Regions from separate parts of the Mus musculus genome. Here region 1 is linked to region 2. A link is a loop called in an ENCODE intact Hi-C map of the cell type or tissue named here. Cell type or tissue: heart. All regions are shown on one strand. Each heading gives the region's core, and the rest is flanking DNA. Links, peaks and the distances in the headings are about the cores only.

Evidence for each region. Peaks named below come from ENCODE experiments on the same cell type or tissue, not always from the same donor. Only the 100,000 strongest peaks of a DNase experiment are listed, where the experiment ranks them.
Region 1: a loop joins it to region 2, with 6 times the contacts of the local background. A loop is called at or near these places in 9 of 42 quality-filtered maps.

The regions. Positions count from the first base shown.
Region 1 is chr7:125,577,424-125,587,869 of GRCm38, forward strand. Il4ra (interleukin 4 receptor, alpha) reads left to right here. Exons shown (of 11, transcript NM_001008700.4): 11 at 1-2,051. Among named protein-coding and RNA genes, the nearest start is that of Il21r, 21 kb to the right of the region's middle. In heart, for the core only: no CTCF peak of the experiment used is centred there; DNase peaks (open chromatin) are centred at 3,388 and 4,148; H3K4me3 peaks cover 637 bases; H3K27ac peaks cover 264 bases; H3K27me3 peaks cover 478 bases.
Region 2 is chr7:125,415,137-125,425,582 of GRCm38, forward strand. It overlaps Gm30717 (a long non-coding RNA gene), which reads right to left. Exons shown (of 4, transcript XR_378487.3): 2 at 2,912-2,983; 3 at 2,715-2,798; 4 at 2,226-2,535. Among named protein-coding and RNA genes, the nearest start is that of Gm30717, 8.5 kb to the right of the region's middle. In heart, for the core only: a CTCF peak has its summit at 5,235 (motif pointing right); no DNase peak of the experiment used is centred there.

The DNA.
Region 1 (10,446 bases), core at 2,878-5,377, 160 kb after region 2:
CCCAGCTGGAAGCTGGGCCTAGAAACTCACAGATGGCCTGGCAGTGGCATGGGAGGCCCTAAAAATTAGTGGAAATTTTGAGAGAGGACAGGTATTGCCCCACAGAGGCCATTCATTGAACAGCCAGGACTGGGACTAGAGGCAGAGCCTGCTGTCCTCCGCTCAGTTGTAGAAAGCAACAAGGACACAAACTTGATTGCCCAAAGTCACTGCCAGTTACCCACATATGACCAGAAGCCAGGGCTCCTGGGATGTGGAAGATAAACAAACACAGTTGCCGGGTGGCAGGGCCCAGCGGGCACGATAACTGGCAGTCAAGGCGATACCTCGAGGGAACTGTGGGGCTGGTCCTGGTTGGTGGTCAGGTGGTAGGGATAGCAGATGGCAGACTTTGGTGAGTGAGTGAGTCTGACTGTGTTCTGGAAGATGGGACCGGGCTCAGCACTGTCTGCTCACGTCCCCACTGTTGCAACACCTAGTCTGTTTGCAAGGAGGACAGGACAGGTCACATGGAGCTTTATGTCAATAAAGTCTTTATCTTGTCAGGTTTCCTTTACTATACACACGCCGAGCCCACAGTGCACGAAAGCTGAAATGTGCAGGCAGGGGGTTGGGGAAGTGGGGAGACAAGGCCCCAGCAGTTGGTTTAAGGGAATGACTTGGGAATGGGGCAGAGCTGTGGCTACTCCATCTCTCATCCTTACCCTCCTGCTACCACAGCTTGTGCCCATGTGTGCCTGCTCAGGGGAGGGGTCCTCCTCTTTCCCTCTCCTTTAGGCAGAGTGCTAGAGGTGTTGGATGCTCCTTAGCACGCAGAGGGCGTGACACTGGCTGCTAAGTGTTGTTGAATGTGTCAAGGCATTGACATCAGTAGGCCCCACATCTTAGGCAGGGGATTTGGGGTGTGGCAACCTGCCAGGCCAGCAGAGAACTTGAATATGATGTTCAGAAGGAAAGACAGAGACAGGTCACTTAGGGAGGCTTGAAGGAGGCCACTTTTGAGATGAGCCCGTGGTATCTGCAAAAAAGCCTGGAAGAACTCAGAACATGCAGCAGATGGCTCATGTCTGAAGTTTGAGGCACAGGGATCTGGTGTGGTCACAGCATCAGAGAGAAGGGTCCTGGCATGATGGGGACTGGTGTGCAGTTGGATACTGGTATTCTGCCTTAGTTCTGCCTCTTGAGAGGTGGTCCAGTAGAAGCCAGCCTCAGACTTTCACATCTCAGAACAGTCTTTTCAAAGACAAGGTCTCAGTGTGGCTCAGACGGGCCTCTAGCATCACTCGGTCTCCTGAGTGCTGGGATCACAGGTGTGTGCTACTACACCCAGCTTCCCAGAGCAGTCTTACCACAGCCCCTAAGCAGGGGAGGAGAGGAAACGGAGCCATCCAAGATCTACCTCCTGTGGGCATCCCTCCTGCCTGGCTGAAGGAGAAGTCTGGGTTTAAAATCCCCATTGCTCAGATTTGTATCCTGGAGGGAAGTGACTCCCACAGGAATGAACTGACTGTCCCAGGAAATTCTTCCCGCTGTGCCTTTAGAACTTCCTCTGTAAAGTACCTCCCTTCAGCTGGTGGTGCCTGTCTTTAACAGTGGCTGACAGCCAGGGAGTTTGAGGCTAGCCTAGGCTTTGACAGTGAGATCCTGTTCAATAAACGCAGCTTCCCAGTCCGGCACTTGACCTTCAAGCTCTGACCTCTGGATTAGCCCAGGATTTCTTCACTGGTCCTCCACCTTCCACCCCCTTCCACTGCTTATACCCGCTCCCATCATTTCCAACCCAGGAAGCTGCTAAGATCTATGTGGTAGCCCTGGCTCCATTACCACCCTCTCCCCATCTCCTGGGTGACTGAGGGAACTAAGGTACAAGCCCGAGGAACTTGGGATTCCCTGCCCTGCTGTTACCTTGCCTCCTGTCTGCCATCATTAACATAGGAGGTGCCAGCCTGTGCCGTCCTGGCTCCCATACTCACTACCTAAGGCTACCTGTTGGGAATTCCAACCCTCACCAGTCCCATCTCTTCATTCTATTAAAATTACTTATCAAGCAACTTCTCTCAGAGAGACAATTATTAAATTTTCTCAGATCGTGAGCACAAATCAAAATTTTATTTCGAATTTGCAGAATAAGAATCAGGACTCATGGAGAAATGTATGTGCTAGTTATATTTCGCAACTGGTGAAAGACCCAGAGAATCAGCCTATAGGACAGACCTGTTTTGGCTCATAGTTCAGTGTATTCCTTCCACCATGGTGGGGATAGCATGGTGGCCTCAGTGGCTCTCTGCTGGGGAAAGAACTTGCACTGGGGTTTGTCCGTACCCTAGTGAAAGGAACTGGAGGTGGCCATCGCCTTCAAGGCCCACTGGTGTCACTCTTCTGCTAGAAAGGCCCAGTGTCCAAAAGGTTCCACCATGTCCTGGAACAATGTCACCACCTGGGAACCAGGTGTTCAAAACACGAGCTGTGGGTGCACATTTTATAGCCAAACCATAGGACACTGGCTCAAAGCTCAATCCGAGGAAGGAGCTTTGTAAGCAAGTGACTGTGTACAACGGCTCTGCCCCACAGAGCCGTGTGCTGAGATAGAAGCTGCCGAGACTGCTTCCTGTGCTCTCACCCTGTACCACGCACAAGTGAGTTATAAAGAAAAGAGGCTTTTTTCAGTTCATAATTCTGAGGTCAGGAGGTGGAATCTAGAGATGGCCTTGCTGATGGAGCCCTCAGGGGAGTCAGGGCACCCCATAGGAGAACATGTGTGTGTGCTCATGTATGTGTGTGGTGTGTGTGTGTGCTCATGTATATGTGTGATATGTGTATGCCTGTGTATGTATGTGGTGTGAGTGTGTGTTCATGTATGTGTGTGGTGTATGTGTGCTTGTGTGTGTGTGTGTGTATGTGCAAGCACACTCGTGTATGCATGTGGTGAGTATGTGTGTGCTCATGTATGTGTGTGGTGTGAGTGTGTGTTCATGTATGTGTGTGTGTACAAGCATGCTCATGTATGCATATGGTAAGTGTGTGTGTGCTCATGTATATGTGTGATGTGTGTGTGCTTGTATATGTGTGTGGTGTGTGTGTGTTCATGTATGTGTGTGGTGTGAGTGTGTGCTTCTATTATGTGTGGGGTTTGTGTGTGGCATGAGTATATGTGTGTGTGCTCGAGTATGTGTGTGGTGTTTGTATATGTGTGTGTTCATGTATGTGTGTATATGCATGTGTACTTGTATATGTGTGTGGTGTGAGCGTGAGTCTGGTTTCTGTGTATAGTCCTTATGATTCCAGGGCCTGCTCTAATGAGTTTACCTAACCCTGATCCCCTCCCAAAGGCCTCTCTAAATACCACAGTGACTAATTTCCTCCTCTTAATCCCTCTCCACAAGCATTCACATCCAGTCAAGTTTCCCAGGGGGACACACCAGATTCAAACCACACAGGAAATGCTTCCCAGTACTTAGCCAGGTTCCTTGGAATGCAGCTGGTTTGACTGAGGAGTTGAAATTTTCACTTAAAATGAACAATTTTATTTAAGTTTATTGGCATCTAAGCTTTGTTTCTGTGTGTTTTTGTCAACAGCCTCCACTAAGAGAGGACAGGGAAAGATCTAGAAAAATGAAAAAAGAAAGGACCCAAGGGTTGGTGTGATGTCTGTAGAGGGTTCCTGCGCGTGGCGGGCGCAGCCACCAAGGTGTTGTGAGCTGGGATTTTCCCAGCAGCCCCCGCTGTGCTGGATGCCCTGGAAGCCACGATGATGCTTTAACTTGGTGGAAGAAAACGCTGTTTGCGCTTATTCTGGTTCCGGCCTCGTGGGCTGCCGCGGAGCGCGCGTAGCCTGTTCAACTTTCCTGACATAAATTTCCCACTTAAGTCATTAAGTCAAAACCAAAAAAAAAAATCCCAGACCACAGGGCACGGTTCTGTTCACCGCGGGTGCACTGCGCGCTGTGGGTTCACAGCGCCGGTGACGTCGCGGATTTGCGGTGATACCACACTGAGCTCAAGAGACGTCAGTGTCCGTGGGACCGTGGACATGGCGTGACACCACTCTGGGGTGAAACGCGGGAAAAATGAAGGCAGGAGCAAGTGATGCCCAGCAACTCCTGTGTCCAGAGGGAGGGGAAGGGAAGGGCCGTGCCTCAGTCCCTGCTGCCCCCTGGTGGCCCGCACTGTCTCAGCACCAGCCTGCGTTCCTGGAACTCCCCAACTGCGGCCCAAGTAGGTGCAGCCCAGCTTCTGCTTGTCTCTGACAATGCTCCTGCTCTGGAGAACAGCACAGACATTCAGGATACCCTAAACCCAACTGTCTGGCACCGGGCCAGTCTGCAACTTATCTGAGCTCACATATGCATCTGTAATTGACACCTGTCTCACGAGCCCGTGGTGAGAATTAAATACATCACCACTTCAGTGAGCCCCTGGAGTGGCTCTTGCACACAAAACTCTTTAAAAGCATCTGCTAAGCTTATTCTTGATGTCCGACTGAGTGCGTCTGGGCAGTGCGGGAGTTGAGCAGTAAATTATGCTCAAGGAAAATGGCACCCTTAATCCCAAAGACAGCACAAGTCCAGGATAAAATGTGCCCCGCTGTCACCACCCTGTGTCTGCACATGTCCCCATCTCGCCATAGGCTATGTGCAGAGTGACTCTTGGCTGTTTTTCCTTTACAGTGCTGGGGTCATGAGCAGAGGTCCTCACAGCAGGCAAGAACTCCACTGCAGAACCACCCCAATCCCTCTGCCATTACATAGCACCAACTTCTCATAGGTCCAGGTCCTCTGTCCCAGCTCCTTCCATGCAGACCCAGATCCAGGCCCTCATATAGAGCACCACTCTGTAATGTTATGACTTTGTGGTCTGGGCACACATCTGTATTGCACACTGTCCTTTGTGTCTGTCCCTTGGGCCTCTGATGAGTTCTGGCTACTCTGACTTACCCTCCTTGCTACAGTTCTGCCATGATTTCCAGCTGACCACCGAGGCCCAAGTCACTCTACATGGTTTTTTGTCCTTTGCTACCATGGGACCACAGGCCACACTGACAGTCCTCCCTAATCAGGAAAAGCAGCAGGAGAAAGTCCTTTGCCGTTTTCTTTCCACTCTGCGTGTAATGTATGGTGCTTTGTCGTCCACACTGTGGTCATGAAGAGACAGTATCGAGATGGAAGATAAAGGCAAATGAGGTGCGGCAGAGAGGGAAAAGTCCTCGAACGCATCATCTAATCGTCAAACCCTGCCTCCTGAGTCTAAAGCCATGTGCTTTTGTTTAAACAGAAATTCCTTTGCAAAGGTAACCCAATCTTCAGTGTTGTAGCGGATGGAACAAGGAACTCTGAAGCTACCTTCAACTAGGCATGCCCTAGTTCCTGGAACCTGTGCACATGTTTATACTTTCAGGGAAGCAATGAATGTTACAGTCAGAATAAAAATTACAGTACCAACCCAGGGGCCTCCTTCTTCCCTGCAGCCACAGGGTGGGGAGGGGGGAGGGAAGGGGATGTGGTCCACTTCAGTCTCTTCCTCCTCCTTTGGATTTCTCCTTCCTCTTTCTTCTTTTACGCCCCCATCCTCTTCCTCTTCTTTCCCCTCTTCCTCCTCTCTTCCTTTCTCTTCTGCCACCTCTTCGCCCACTAAGTTAATTACAATCCTTTCTAAATCTGGTCCTACAGAGACAGGCACCGTGACTTGTAAATGAATGACGGATGGACTGATGTCTCCCACTGTCTCTTCTCAGTGCCCTTGTGTAAACCCCAGAGCCACCCACAGCATCTGTTGGGCATCTTCACAGCCAGTGTTCAGCCATGTCAGCAGCCCAGCTGGCACAAGGCTCATGGCACATGGACAACCACAATTATGGGCACTATGGACCCTTCCTCCTTCTCTTCCAGTGGGTCTTCTCCTCCAAGGTGGGCTGCAGTGCTGAGACTTCTGACTATGGCCACACTGCCACAGAATCGTGGAGCCCAGAACCATGGAGCCTGACACATAGTAGCTGCTCACCAAAACTGTCTTGAAGCAGAACTGGGCCTCTGGTGGAGTGAGTGCAGAACTCACCGTGGCTCTCTGGCTCTCTCTCCTTGAGCCCTCTCTCAGTTCTCCTCTGCTGATCATCCACAGGGTGGTACAGCAGCCCACAGCAGGGAGTGTGGGTTTCTGTTTCAGTTGTCTGCACTTCCCTCCGATTTATGGTAAAGATACCATTTTTCCATCTTGGGGAGATGAAGTTTCTTTTGAAAATAAAGTTAATTAAATAAAACACTCAAAACTTTTTTTTTTTTAGGCCTAGAGACTAATAACAGGAAAAGTATAACAAGGGGGTTAGGAAACAGCTCTTTGGGCAAAGTGCTTGCTAAACAAGCCAGAGAACCTGACTTCAGATCCTCAGGGCCCATGTAGAACTCCAGATGGCACCACGCACCTGTGACCCCAGTATGAGGGAAGCAGCAACAGGAAGATCCCGGGGCCACCGACAGCTGGGTTTGGAGCCAGTAAGCTCCAGGTTCAATAAGAGATCCTGCCTCCAAAGGTCAGGTGCAGAGCCATTGAAAAAGACAATATTGACCTCTGGCCTTCACAGGAATATACAGGGGCACCCACACATGTGAGTACACACAAGAACACCCATGATCGCGTGCACACACACAGGGAAAGGAGAGGGATGGAGAGAGAGCACGCACACAGATACGGCATGCAGCTGTGCACACAGGAAGCAATCCACAGCCAGGTCTCCCCACACCAAGACCCCACTCCCTCACTGCTCACCACTTCCTACTCTGTGACCTGTGAACTCTTACAGCCTTAGCTAGTGTGACCCTGCCACATTATGCAGGGTTAGACCCTGGCCTCCCTGGTGGGCCTCCCTCTGTCCAGCCTCCCCACGTCTCCAGTGGCCCCTGCTTCACAGGACCCTACCCTAGCACATCACAGTCTGTCCTCTTGATAGAGTGGCCTCCTTGGGGACCAGCTTGTAACTCCCAGTTCACAGGCTTCTGTGGGCCTGATGAAACCCCCCCCCCCCAACGCTCCTGCATGTGTCTCATGCTCAGCCAATCAGAGAATTCCCTTCTCTACCTGGTACAGTGGTAGCTTTGTACAGGGAGTCATGTGGTTAAAGTTGACCATTGAGAGCATTCCCAGAACTAGTACTGGACTTACTGGGTGCTTTCTTTGGGCTCCACAGGCTTGTAGGTGACAAACCTAGTCTTCTGACACTCCTACAACCACCACTTTCTGTTCCTATCGAAGCTCAACTGTCTATGCGAATGAAAGAAGTCCCAGAACGCAAGCCTTCTACTTTGAAGGAATTCATCCCCTTGACCCACACATGCATAAAACCAACCTTTTAAAACAAGCCAGTAAACGTACTTAATTTTATCTTGGTTCAGGGTCTTACCATGGAGCCAGGTTGTGCTGGAAGCATGCTCTTGCTCCTGCCTCCCAAATCCTGGGATTGCAGATGTGCATCAGAATTCACCTTGAAAAGCCAGTTCTGAACCCAGGGAGGTGGCTCAGTTGAGAAGGTGCTTGCTTGCTTGCCATGCGTAAGGACTGCATGATTCATTCATTTTACCCATGTAAAAATCCAGGGTGGGGGTGGGGAGTGACAGGCAGATGCGTGTGCCTATGCATGTGTCTGTGTGCACGTGCTCAATAGTTAGCCTTCCTAGCCAAATGGATGAGTTCCAGGTTCAGTAAGAGACTCTGTCAATCAATCAATCAATCAATCAATCAATCAATCAATCAAGTGGAGAATAACTGATGAAGACATCTACTATCAATCCTTGGTCTTTGACCTGTGCACACACATTTGAACACCAGCATATACCTACACATGTACACACACACACACACACACACACACACACAGAGTAGTTATGTTCTTTGTAGCCACAGGACTGATTGAAGCAGAGATTAGTCTTCTGGGGAAGGGACACAAAAGCCTCAAGTTCCCTACGTAGCCAAGGACAACCTTGAACTTGATCCTGGTGCTCCATCTCCTGAGTGCTTTGAGTATAGACAGTGTGGCCTTGGTGGGTTTATGAGGTCCTGGGGACCTACTACTACCTGTAGTAGTTTGGAGACAAAAAGGCTATTTGGCTTATACCTCCACATCACAGTTCATCACCAAGGGAAGCCAGGGCAGGAACTCAGGGCAGGAATCTGGAGGCAGGAACTGAAGCCAAAGTCATGGAGGAGACTCTTCCTGGCTTGCTCCTCATGGCTTGCTTAGACTGCTTTCTCTTTCAACTCAGAACCACCCACCCAGGGGTGGTACCACCTACAGTGGGCTGAGCTCTCCCACATCAACCACTAATCAAGAACTTGCTACACAACATACCTATAGGGCAGCCTGATGGAGGTGATTCCTCAGCTGAGGGTCCGTCTTCCCAAGTAATTCCTGTCACATTAACAAAACAAACAAACAAACAAAGAAACAACCCAGAGCCTCATGAAATTATCATTCATTAAGATTGAATTCATGTAACAGAAAATGTACCATTTTAACCATTAAAAATATAGATTCCAGGGTGGTCACATGGCTCAGTCAGTAAAGTGCTGACTGAAGGGGTCTGAAGACCTGAGGTCTTGTCCCCTACACCCATGCAAAAATATCTGGATACAGTGGCAGGCCCCTTTAACCCAGCTCTGGGGATGCAGAGACAGGGGGCTTCCTGGTACTCACTTGGCCGGCCAGTTTAATTGAACTGGGAAGCTCCGGGTTCAGTGGATATAAGGTGGAGAGGGACAAAGAAAACATCAACATTAACCTTAGGCTTCCACATGCACACACGCGCGCACACACACACACACACACACACACACACACACACGCACGCACACATGCACGTGCACACAGACACATGCATAGGCACACGCATGCACACACATACATGCACACACACACACATGCACGTGCACACAGACACATGCATAGGCACACGCATGCACACACATACATGCACACATACACACACACATGCACGTGCACACAGACACATGCATAGGCACACACACGCATGCATGCATGCATGCACACACACACGCACGCACACACATGCACACGCACACATGCACACGCGCTTGCACACATGCATGCACACACAATGCACGCATGCATACGCACGCATATACACACACGCATGCACACATGCATGCACACACACGCATGCACACATGCATACGCACGCATGTACACACACGCATGCACACACACGCATGCACACACACGCATGCACACACGTGCATGCACACACGCATGCACACGCATGCATGCACACACACACATGCACGTGCACACAGACACATGCATAGTCACACACATGCACACACACGCATGCACACGCACGCATGCACACACACACGCCATCTAGCAGGATTTAGTATACTTACCCTGAACTTCCCATCGCTGTAGAACTCTGGGACAACTCCTCCTCGGCAGCTCCTCCAGATGCACCACTGCCCACCCACACCCAGCACCCAAAGCATCGCCCTCTCAGCCTCAGCCTCCATGGTTTTTCCATCTGAGGCTTTGAAAACAGAATTTTTCTCTCCATGCTCACATCCATCTTTTATCATTTATTAATTATTTGCTTCTTTGCTTGAGAAGGGGTCTCGCTGTGTTGTCCAGGCTACTCTGAGGCCCTCTCTTTTTAATATACCATTTGTATGAACTCTTTGAGACTATCACGCATGCATACCCACAGTACATTTTGATCCTATTCATCCTCAACTTCTCCCCCTGACTCCCCTCAGATTTACCCCTCACCCAAACCCACTGTTTGTTGATTGGCTGATTGATTTACATTGTTGGTAAGCCATCCTTATTAGACAACACTTGGATTGTGTGTGAAGGACTGTGATGGGGAGGAGCAGAAGGGACTTTAGTGGAACCGATCACGTTCCACATTAACAATTAATTAAATGCAGAGCTAAATTGACAGTTGCATGCCATGGGTGTGGGTACCCCGTAAAACCATCTACAGGTTGAATCTGCTTCAGACACTTCAAGGCAAAGGAGTGGGCAGACAAAACAGAGCAGGTATGTGCGCATTGGCTTTCTCATGAGACTAACGACATTTGACGTGAGTGGGTCCTTGCAAAGCCTGATGAGCGGCTCTGGCTCCTTTAAGGACTCCACAGAGGCTGCTGGGCAGCCCAGGGGGAATGGGGCTTGCTTCCAAGCCTGGCAACCTGGGACCCAAATGGTGGAAGGTGAGAACCAACCCCCACAAGTTGTTCTCTGGCTTCCACACACACACACACACACACACATACACACACACACACACACACACACTCACACACACACACACACTCACACACTCTCACACACACACTCACACTCACACACACTCACACACACACTCACACTCACACACACTCACACACACACTCACACACTCACACACACACACACACACACACACACACACACACATACACACACCT
Region 2 (10,446 bases), core at 3,801-6,300:
AGCAAGTAAAAATAGCAAAGGTAGTTGTCATTTACAAGGGTGATAGTCAACTTTCTGTTATACATATATCTAAGATAATAAACTTATAGAAAGAGGCATGGTGGCACCTGCTTTTATATCAGCACCCCGGAAGCAGAGACAAGAGGATATCTGTGAGTTTGAAGCCAGCCTTGTCTGCACAAGGAGATATAGGATAGCCAGGACCATGCTACTTCATAACTGAAATTTTACTACTGTATAAACCATAATTTAAATATCTGTGTTTCCTGATGTCTTAGCCCTGTGAAAGGGGGTCAAGGCTCACAGGTTGAGGACAATTTCTGTCCACAATCAGCTGTTCCCATTCCTTTATGTGACATCAGATCACAGCAGGACAACGTAACACAACAAAAGTAAGGGTTTGAACCCCTTGTTGGCCAAACATTAATCTTTTCCACTTCTTTTGGTAAGGCCCACTACCTGTCTATGGAAATGCCAAGTGACCTGGAGCTTGGGACCCAGAAAACATTCAGATCTGCAGACCGGAGTGAAAGAGGCAAGGATGGCTCAACCAGATAGGAACAGGCCAGCGTGACCACAGTGCTGGGGTGCCCCAATGGTCCAGGCCCAAACTCATGACCACCCCAAGGCCAAGAGCAATGCTTGGCATAGATTAGGCACAAGTTAATACCTGTCAACAATCTCAGTTCACTGTTAATACACAGTGAGTCACTGAAAACACAGTGGCTTAAAGCCACCGTCACTTACTTTATCTAGCTCATCATTTCCTAAGTTTTCTGGGCTGGCTCATGGAGGTGACAGGCTGCTTCCAGGGAACATCAGCCAGGCCAGTCCTACTGTGCTCCACTGGCAGTCCTACTGTGCTCCACTGGCAGTCCTACTGTACTCCACTGGCAGGCTCACCATCCCATAGGCTAGCCCAGCCCCTTCTCGTGAACCTACAGGCCTTAAGAGAGGGACAGTCGTTGGGAGCTTTTGGGTACTTTTCCAACCTCTGGTGTCACATCGGCCCCATAACCCAAGCTCATCATGGAACCAAGCTGAAACTTAAAATGTGGAGTACCAACAGGCTTTTACTTCCTCCCGGGAGAGTTACACCACTGCAAAGACAGACACCCTAAAAGAAAAAGGATTTGTGACTGGAACCTAGAGACCACCCAGATCTTCAGTTCTGTGAGTTACCACCTTCTATAGTGATTAGGGATAAAGTCAGTGGGTAGGTGACTGGGCACAAAAGGGGGAGGGAGCAGCTGAAAGGATGCATCCACACGGAGCCCCTGAATTCCACCTTTCCTCAGAGCCTCTTCTATTGTTCTGTCAGTGATGAAGGTCAGAAAGAAGAGTAGAGCAACAAGGGAGTGTCCGACCAGAAAGGAGTTGACAGAAGTCAGGAGTTAGCCAGGTCTGTGTGTACACCCTTCCCATACATAACCTTCCCCAAAGCAGGCCATTGTGGGCAGTTGTCCCCTCTGTCCCAGGGTCTATACCCTCTGCCCCTTGCCCATGCAGACCCTGTTCCTGGTCCCTCTGAGCCGTGTGAGCTTCGAGATGCTGAGGAGTCTAATCGCTATGGTGATTACTAACAGCCATTACATTAAGTTTTAAAATGTTCCCTTCAAATTGAACAATGTTTTTTCAAAGTCAACAGCTGGTTCACAGCTTGAATGCAACCGTTAGGATAAATTAAATAAAAAGGGTAATAAAATCACAGTCTAAATTTAATTTCTGAAGAGTGCACAGGCTCAAAAAAAAAAAACGGCATTTAAAAAAACTGCCTTTAAAATACAGCTTGAAAAGCAGAAGTTAATTCACTCGCTGATTATACCAGCTAATGCACACACTGGTGCAATTAACCACATAACTGCCCTGGTGTAGACCAAACTTCAGGCTCACTCTTGAGCATCTATAATATAAGGTTCTGTAATATAAGCCTCAGGGTCCTCTTGGGTAGGGGTTCTGTTCGGGGTCTTGTGAGTTCAGAAATCTTTGCGCCTCTATTCCCAGCACTGAAGAGACAGAAGGATTTCCAATAGGTTAAATGCAAACCTAGGCTGTGTGGCAAAACCTTGTCTCCAGGTGGGGGGGGGGGATATAGAGTGAGTTCTCATTCCTTAGGAAAATAACACTAGTGGTAGTGATGGCCAGTAGGACCTCAATCCCACAGTACCGTCCCTTGTCTGTGGTTATCTGCAACTTTCCTGGCAGGAGGCAGAATGGCAGGGTCCCCTCTGCATATGCGCCTATGTACTTGCAAATTCATCTACAGAACCCTGAGACCTAAGGACAATTCACTGAGTGACCCACATAAAGAGACCTTAGCCCCTCAGCCAGGCAACCTCACCCTCCACACTTTGGAGTCAGCAGGAGCTCGAATCCCTCATCTGCTGGACAAATGATTGGGTTGGCCAGCTGGGCCCAGTGTCCTCTGTGAAGAGGGAAGTCGGTCTGACCTTCCCAACATGCTGTGTGGGCTTACAGAGCCTCTGCTTGGAAGACACCCGGAGACATGGAAGGGAGCAGTGAGATGACAAGTCCCTGTGACGGGGATAAACAACGAACAAGGTCAGAGAGTAATATACAAAGAATAGGAAAAGACAACTGGTAATTTTAGGAAAGCCAAGGAGGGACTGGGGTGGGTGGGGAGGGAGAAGGCTGTGATTCTAAATGAGGTATCCAGGAGGAAGCACCCGAGAAAAGGAACTTGGAACACAGACCTGAGGAGCAGAGGGTCAGCTGTGGAGATGTCTGAAGTGATGCTGGCGAAGGGATCATGCAAAGGTCCTGAGGCAGGAGTGGTGCTAAAGAGACCAAGAAACACCAAGGGTAATCAGAGGAAGTGGGAATGATGGCAGAGAGCAAGAGGACTAGGGTGAGCGTCCTTCTCCTGATCTCTCTCCACGGTTTTAGTTACCTGTAGTCAGTGCTCTTAACTGCTGAGCCTCCATCTCTCCAGGCCCCTTAGTTGCCTCTAGTCACCTATGCTCTGAAAAGATTACAGGAGAAGTCACACAAAGAGCACGTAAGATTTAAATCACACACTAGGGGCTGGACAGTTGGCTCCCTGGTTAAGAGCACTTACTGCTCTTACATAGGACCCGGGTTAGGTTTCCAGACCCTGTGGCAGCTCACAACCTTCTGTAACTCCTTTCCTGGGGAATCTGTTGCCCTCCTTAAGCCCCAGGTACATACAGTGCAAATACATGAATGCAGGCAAGTACTCGTACACATAAGATAAAAATGAATAAATCTTTTCAAAGATAGTATTAAATCATGTGCTATTCTGAGCAGCATCTGCAGGAGGTTGAATGAGAAACCACCCCATGACCCCACCAGCCCACTCTTCCACCCTTCACCCGACTCCTCTACCACCTCACTCCCCCATCCTCACCAGCCTACTCCTCCAGCACCTCCACCCCAGTACCCACCCCACCCTAGTCTCAGGCAGCTGTTTGGAGAGCTTAGGAGGTGTGGCCTTGCTGGAAGGAGGTGTGGCCTTGCTGGAAGGAGGTGTAGCCTTGCTGGAAGAAACGCGCCTGAGATCATGCTGTGAGAGTTGAAGTCCTTGAGCCACTTCCAGCTTGCTCTCTCTGCTTCAAGCTTGCAGCTGAGATGTGAGCTCACAACTCCCTCTCCTGCTGTTGTGCCTTCTAAGTGAGGCCAGGCTTGTGCTGCCATGGTGGACTCATATCCCTCTGGAACCATAAGTCCAGATAAACTATTCCTTCTATAAGTTATCTTGCTCAGGCCGTTTTTATCACAGCAACTGGAAAGTAACTAGCACGGCATCTCGCCCGGACCGTGGCTCAGCGTTGTCTGTGTGCCCTGCGTCTATGCTGGGTATTCTGCTCATATCTGTGACTCACTTAGCCATCTCAATTACCAGACTGACTATGCGGGTCTCAGTGCTAGTGTTCAATAACCCTCAGTCCACTTAACAACAGCTCAGAGAGCAAGAGTATTCAAGGGAGGGGCCTAGCATGAAACACAGGAGAAGAGATCCCTTCTTGTGCTCTGTGTTAATACCACAGGTCACTCAGGAAACATAGGCATGGTGTGTAAAGGCTTGAGGCAATGGCATGAGGCATCCACTGAGGACTTGGGACATAGTCTCTACTTATAAGGGAGACTACCATAAAATCTGATTCAAAGGCTAATTCAGTTATTCATTAGAACTTACTGAGTGTTTAAAATGTATCAGAGAGTCCACATAAGGGCCCACTGAAGAAGGGGATGCAGCAAGGCCAGCAATGGACAAGCAGCTAGGTAGCAAGCACTCAGCAAGGTTAACAAATGGCTGGCAAGATGGCTCATCAGGTAAAGGTGCTTGCCACCAAGGCTGACAACCTGAGTTCAATACCCAAGGTCTACACAGTGGAAGGAAAGAACCAATTCCCACGAATTGTCTTCTGACTGCTATGTGTATGACATGGAATGTTTGGACATACACAGTAAATAAATGTAACTTTAAACATTTAAAATGTCAACTAAAAAGTGAGAAGAAAAAAGAAGAAAGGAAGGAAGGAAGGAAGGAAGGAAGGAAGGAAGGAAGGAAGGAAGGAAGGAAGGAAGGAAGGAAGGAAGGGAAGGAGGGAGGAAGGAAGGAAGGAAGGAAGGAAGAAAGGAAGGAAGGAAGGAAGGCAGGCAGGCGCTAGCTGGCAGAGCTCCTAGAGCTGAGGAGGTCAGCTCATAGACAGTCTTAGAACTGTGTCCTACCTCTGATTCTCCCCTAAGTGCAGATGTAGCCTCAGTGTTGGAAAATCTGGTTTTGAAACCAATGGAGCCCTAACTACCAAAGTCCTCTTTGATGGAGTTCTTCATTAATATCTTTCCAAGCATCTAAACTAGAGACTACCTCAAGATTGTTCTCTCATCTCTGGGAAAGCTGTGACTTTGTGGACAGGAGTGTGAGCAGGGGACTCCCATGCACAGGACCAGGGAGAAGCCACAGCTAACAAACAGAATGGATTCCTGCAATTTATCCTTCCACCTCTATGGAGCCTTGACTAGACAATGGATCAGCTACAGCAGGATGGGTGTGTGCCTTCGTGTGTGTGTGTGTGTGTGTGTGTGCATTTCCGTGTGTGTGCATTTCCATGTGTGTGCATGCAGATGTATGCATTTGTGTAGTCTCCTATATGCAAATTGGTACACCCACTACCACCACCCCATTGCAGCTTATTATATCTGTTTACTCATTTCTTGTTTCTCTCCAGCCTGGGCAACACTACCCAGATTGGCCACAAGGGGGCTCCCATGGCTGCCCTTTGCCCTTTCCTCCAATCAACATAGTGGGTCTCAAAAAGGGAACATGCCAGGAACACACAATGGGTTCAGACCTTCACCTTGCATAAACATTCCCATCTCCAATGCCCCATGCCCCACTCTCCATTTCTCCTCAATGTCACTCATAGAAGTCCTGCTCCAGGACTGGATGGGGGCGGGAGGGGAGGTCACAAAATAACTTGAGGTCTCCTGGATTTTAGTCGTTTCCACACTGGCACCTACTAGGTTCATTTCTGTGTATGTGTTCTTTTTAACTCTGGTGTCCCTGGAAACTATTTTTCTGCATCTGAGCATAGGAACTAAAACAAAGTGTGAGCAGTGTGTTACCACTCCTCCTTCTCCTCCTCCCCCCACTTCCTCCTCCCCCCTCTCCTCCTCCCCCCCTCCTCCTTCTCCTCCTCCTCCTCTTCCTCTTCCTCATCCTCTTCTTCCTTCTCTTCTTCCTCCTCCTCATCTTCTTCCTCCTACTACTCTCCCTCCTCCTCCTACTCTCCCTCTTCCTTTACCTCTCCCTCGTCTTCCTCTTCCTCCTCAATCCTGGCTGGCGGAAACTCCATGTTGAATGGGTTCCACCTCTGGCTGAAGCACAGGACAGATTGGAGGGAGATGTCACTCAAAGTAGTGAGCACAGAGAGACTGAGGCTGAAAAACGAGGTCTGATTCACTAGGCCTGGACCTGAAGGTGCCTTAACCATGAACTGACCAACACCTGAAATGGGCAGATTCGATGCTGCTTCTGATGCCATGGGCCTATGGCAGTGCTGAAGCCATGGGCCTATGGCAGTGCTGAAGCTAGCCCCAACCACCCAACCTCAGCAGACCAACAGCAGGTGACAGTAAATAGGAAAGAAAATGGCCACACTGGGGAGAGGGACTAAAACAATAACAAGATCAGGTCACCTCCTAAGTTCATCTTCCAGGTTCAAAGGGAAGGCAGGAGGTATACATGGCTAACAGTCCTCGCCAGGGTGGGGTCACCCATCACAGACCATCAGTGTCCAGGCTCCAGGCTCTCCTGCAAGTGAGAGTTAGGTGGCCTAACAAGTTTGTCAGAACTGTGTGGACTCTCTTCCGGATAGAGACTGAGGCCTCTATCAACTTCAGCCTTTTCCTTTCCAGGTGGTGAGATTCCTGAGGAAATGCCAGTTTCTTGGATACATTGTCTCAAAAGACAACAGGAAGGCCACGAGAATCTCTTCAAAATGTAGCTCCTCCTGCCAATCTCTTCACATTTCTAAATCAAATAACACCCTTATCAGTGCAGCCACCATGGCTCCCCGCATCAGTGTAGCCATCAGTGTAGCCACCGTGGCTCCCAGAGTCCCTCCTCTCCTCTCTGTGATCTTATGGACACTCCAGGATTTGGTTTCAGTCCATGGGGCTACCATTCTCCCATTCCTTATTTGAAGCTATAAGGTAGAACCTAAAAGAGACTTTTGTCCTTCTTGCCTACAATCCAAGGCTCTTTCTGTCACTACTGGCTGTGAGGCCTGGAGGAAGTTGCTAAGTTTCTCTGTGCTTCAATGTCTTTATCTGTTAAACGGGGGGGGGGGGGGGGGGGGGGGATGAGACCTATGGGTGGGTGTGTTAAACTAGGGAGAGCTGTGCCTGGCACTCAGCAAGTTGCTGGTCAGTGCTTGCCAACAAGGTCACCACGGTCTATAATGTCCATCAGCACCTGCCCTTGGGAAGATGACAGGCAGTCCCAAGGTTCCTCTGCATGGTTGCAGGCCTGTTTCAGGTTCAATGGACTACAACCCAAGCTTCAAGGACAATGAGTCTATTCCTGCTGACATCTAAGAAGGCCCTTTTGCAAAAAAAACCATAGCTGTGTCTTTGTCTTGTCCAGCTATATCCCCCCTCTGTGGTGCTCTGATGTGAGTGTCCTTGATCCCTAGGCTTTTGTTTGGTCCCTGGTAACGCTGTCTTGGGAGAGGCTGAGTATTTTAGGAGGTGAAATGCTGGGTATTTTAGGAGGTGAAATGCGGGGCAGGGTAGGGTGGGGACCCTCGGTGAGCACAGGCCCTTCTGCCCTATACTTCCTGCCTGTAGTGCCATGAAGAATGGCCACCACCACACATTCCACCACTGTGATGTTCTGGCTGAGCACAAAATGCCCAACGACCAAACACCGTGAAACCATGATTCAAAGCTGACCCTCCCTCTTGGATGTCGAATCTATAACATATATTGTTCCAGCAACAAGTAACTAGACCCTCCCCAAAGCTCACACATCCAGCGGCCTTACTAGTATTACTATACAAAATTTAATTTAAAGAGAAACGTCCAGAGCCTGGCAGTGTTTCGTTCTCTTTGCAGACTCCCACACTATGCTGCTGTACTGTCCATCTCTATGCTGCTGGTGGCTGCCATGGAGTCTGCACTCAGCATCTCACTACTGTGGAGTGGATAGGTGTGGCTTCTTTCCAAGGAGAGAACTGGGAAGCAAGGAAGGCACTGCCCAGCCTGTGGGTTTAAGGAGGCCCTTGCTCTCAGTTCTGTAGGTGCATAGGGTCACTACTGAGCAGAAGGACCTCTTAAAGGGCCGTATCCTGAATATCTTCCCTCTTCTCTTCCTATTCCTGGTCCTGCTTTCTCACCAGACTTTCTGTCAGATCCCAACATATCTGAATCCTCTTAGAATTTGCTGGGCCGACGTTTGCCTGACTGCCTAATAGAATAATAGTGTAACAGGAAACATTTCCTTCAACCTAACCTCCTGCTAAGCACATGGTCATGTGACTTCCCATTTTACAACTTCTGAGGTATAGAGAGGTTAAGGGGCTGGCCCAAAGTCACACAGCAAGAAAGTAACAGATTTGAACCTGTCATCCCACTCCCTCTGTCAAGCCCTTCCAGGAAAAGTGCTGCCTGGCTGTAAGAGTCACAGGAAATGGGAACTGCAGTCACTAGATTAATAACTCACTAGTAGACCTCACGACCACTGAATCATCTTAGAACCTAGTTATCATTAGTAGCATCTGTGTCTGTTTTAATAATTTCATGATTGCTAAGAAAGACCTGGCCATCAAGCTGTCGCTCCAGGTCAGGTGACATGGCAGAGCTCATGTGACCCTCTGTACAACAGAATTAGATGGCATTATTGTTTTCTATTTTACAGGTGGGGAAACCAAGACACAGAAAGTGAAATAAGTTGCTCACGTCACACAGAGAAGCAGAGAGTAAATGAGAACTCAGTAAGGGGTAGAGATGTAGGAGGTTGGGAGGAGAGGACAGAACAGAGCTGACTACACACGCCCAACCCACCTACCAGGCTCTGGAAATGGATGAGACCCACTACCATTTGTGGTCAGGCGCTGACCCTGGCTCCTCTTTCCTCTCTGAATTCCATGAGAATAGCTGTTTTCCTCAGAATCCCTACCCACTCCCCCAGAGACAGCAGTCTTCCAACAATAAGAAGCAGATGTTCTCCTCTTTAGCTTTAAGCCAAGAGACAATTCATGAAGTTCCAAAAATCACGTAACATACCATAATAATCCCATGACATCACTCACACATAATAACTGTCAGGTCCCGACCCCCAGGATGGCAGTCCGGGCTCAGTTCCGGCTGCACCAGCACTCCTCTGAAACCGAGCAAAGTGGGTTTCTGTTTGCCAGGGAGAGCCATTGCTTTCTCTCTCTTACCTCTTTGCCAACCTCCTTAGGGTGCAGCTAGTTCTCTAGTCACCCCAACAAACCTCCAAAGACCAAAGCCTCCCCCCCCCTCACCGCTGCAGCATAACCCCTTTAACTGGCAGGGCTCCCACCATCCCCTGCCATCCTCTCTGCTCTTCTCCAGGACCAAGGTAACCAAAGACAGACACAAGATGTGGAAAGGAGGGAGGGAAGGGGATAGTCTCTCAGTGTCCCTGAGGCTGACTGAGGACAAGAGCAATGGGTAGGAGCTGGGTCCTGCAGCAGGGGCGGGGTGGGGCATGGACGGGCTCATATATTTGCAAGAGTGAAGCAATGATACCTGGAGTTCCCTGCAGTGTACAGTAGGTAAGAGGGACTATTGTTCATCTTTCTCATTGCTATGACCAAATACCCAACAGAAGCTGGTTATTGAAGGAAAAAGGATTTTTTTTTTTTTGGCTCATAGTTTCGGAGGGTTTGGACCATCATAGCAGAGAAGGTACGGTGGGGGCGCTCGGCTCACTGGCAGGGCTCCCATCATCCCCTGCCATCTTCTTTGTTCTTCTCCCTCCCTTTTCTCTCCGCCCCTCCCGGTTTCCCAAGAGGTAGTAGCTATGGCAGGCTCCGGAGAGTGCAGTTAGTTCTCCAACATGGTTGACAGGAAGTAGAGAATAAGAAAGGAAGTAGCCAGAGATAATATATGCCTAATGGCCCACCCCTGGTGACCCATTTCCTCCAGCTAGGTTCCATATTCTAAAGTTTCCAGAGCCTCCCAAAAGAACAGCACTGATTGGAGACCAAGTGGCCACCACGTGAGCTTGTGGAGAGCATTCCATGTGTGATCCACAGCAGGTGCTGAGCGTGAATCGTGGTCCTCCTCCTCAGTATGGGTTACAGTGTCCGCCTTTAAGAGGCTTGAGAACACGGAGAGCATCGTCTGTTGGCACGTGCCGGAAGCCTGTCATGTATAAGGACTCTGAGCTGCCTAGCCCAGTCTCTCAGCCTGCTGGACTCTCTCTTAGGCCACTCAAGACAAACAGAAGCACCTAATCCTGGGGACACTGGAGGAGGAAAGTCTGCCTGGAAGCACTTCTAGCTACCCGTGGTTACAGGGGTTCACAGAGAGTCTTTAAGTGAAGAAAAGGGAAAGAAAAGTCTCCACAAAATATCAGGTTGTGTGTAAAGCTCCGGTGGAGGAAAAATTAAGAGGAATCCAACATGTCCCTCAAGTCTATCCCAAACATCATTGCTACAGCTTTGTGGGTTTGGTTCTTAAATATGTTGTTTTGTTTGATTGCTTGATTAAGATTATTTATCTGTTTTTGCAGTAGTGAGAATTGAAGCCAGAGCCTTGTGCATGCTAGGCAAGCCCATGCTACTGAGCTACATCCACACCTGATATTTTATTTTTAAGATAGTCTCACTATGTAGCCCAAGCTTGCCTAGAGTTCCTGATCCTTCTAACTCAGCCTCTTGAGTGCTGTGATCTCATGTGTGTGCCATCAGGTCTGGCTCACCTTTGCCA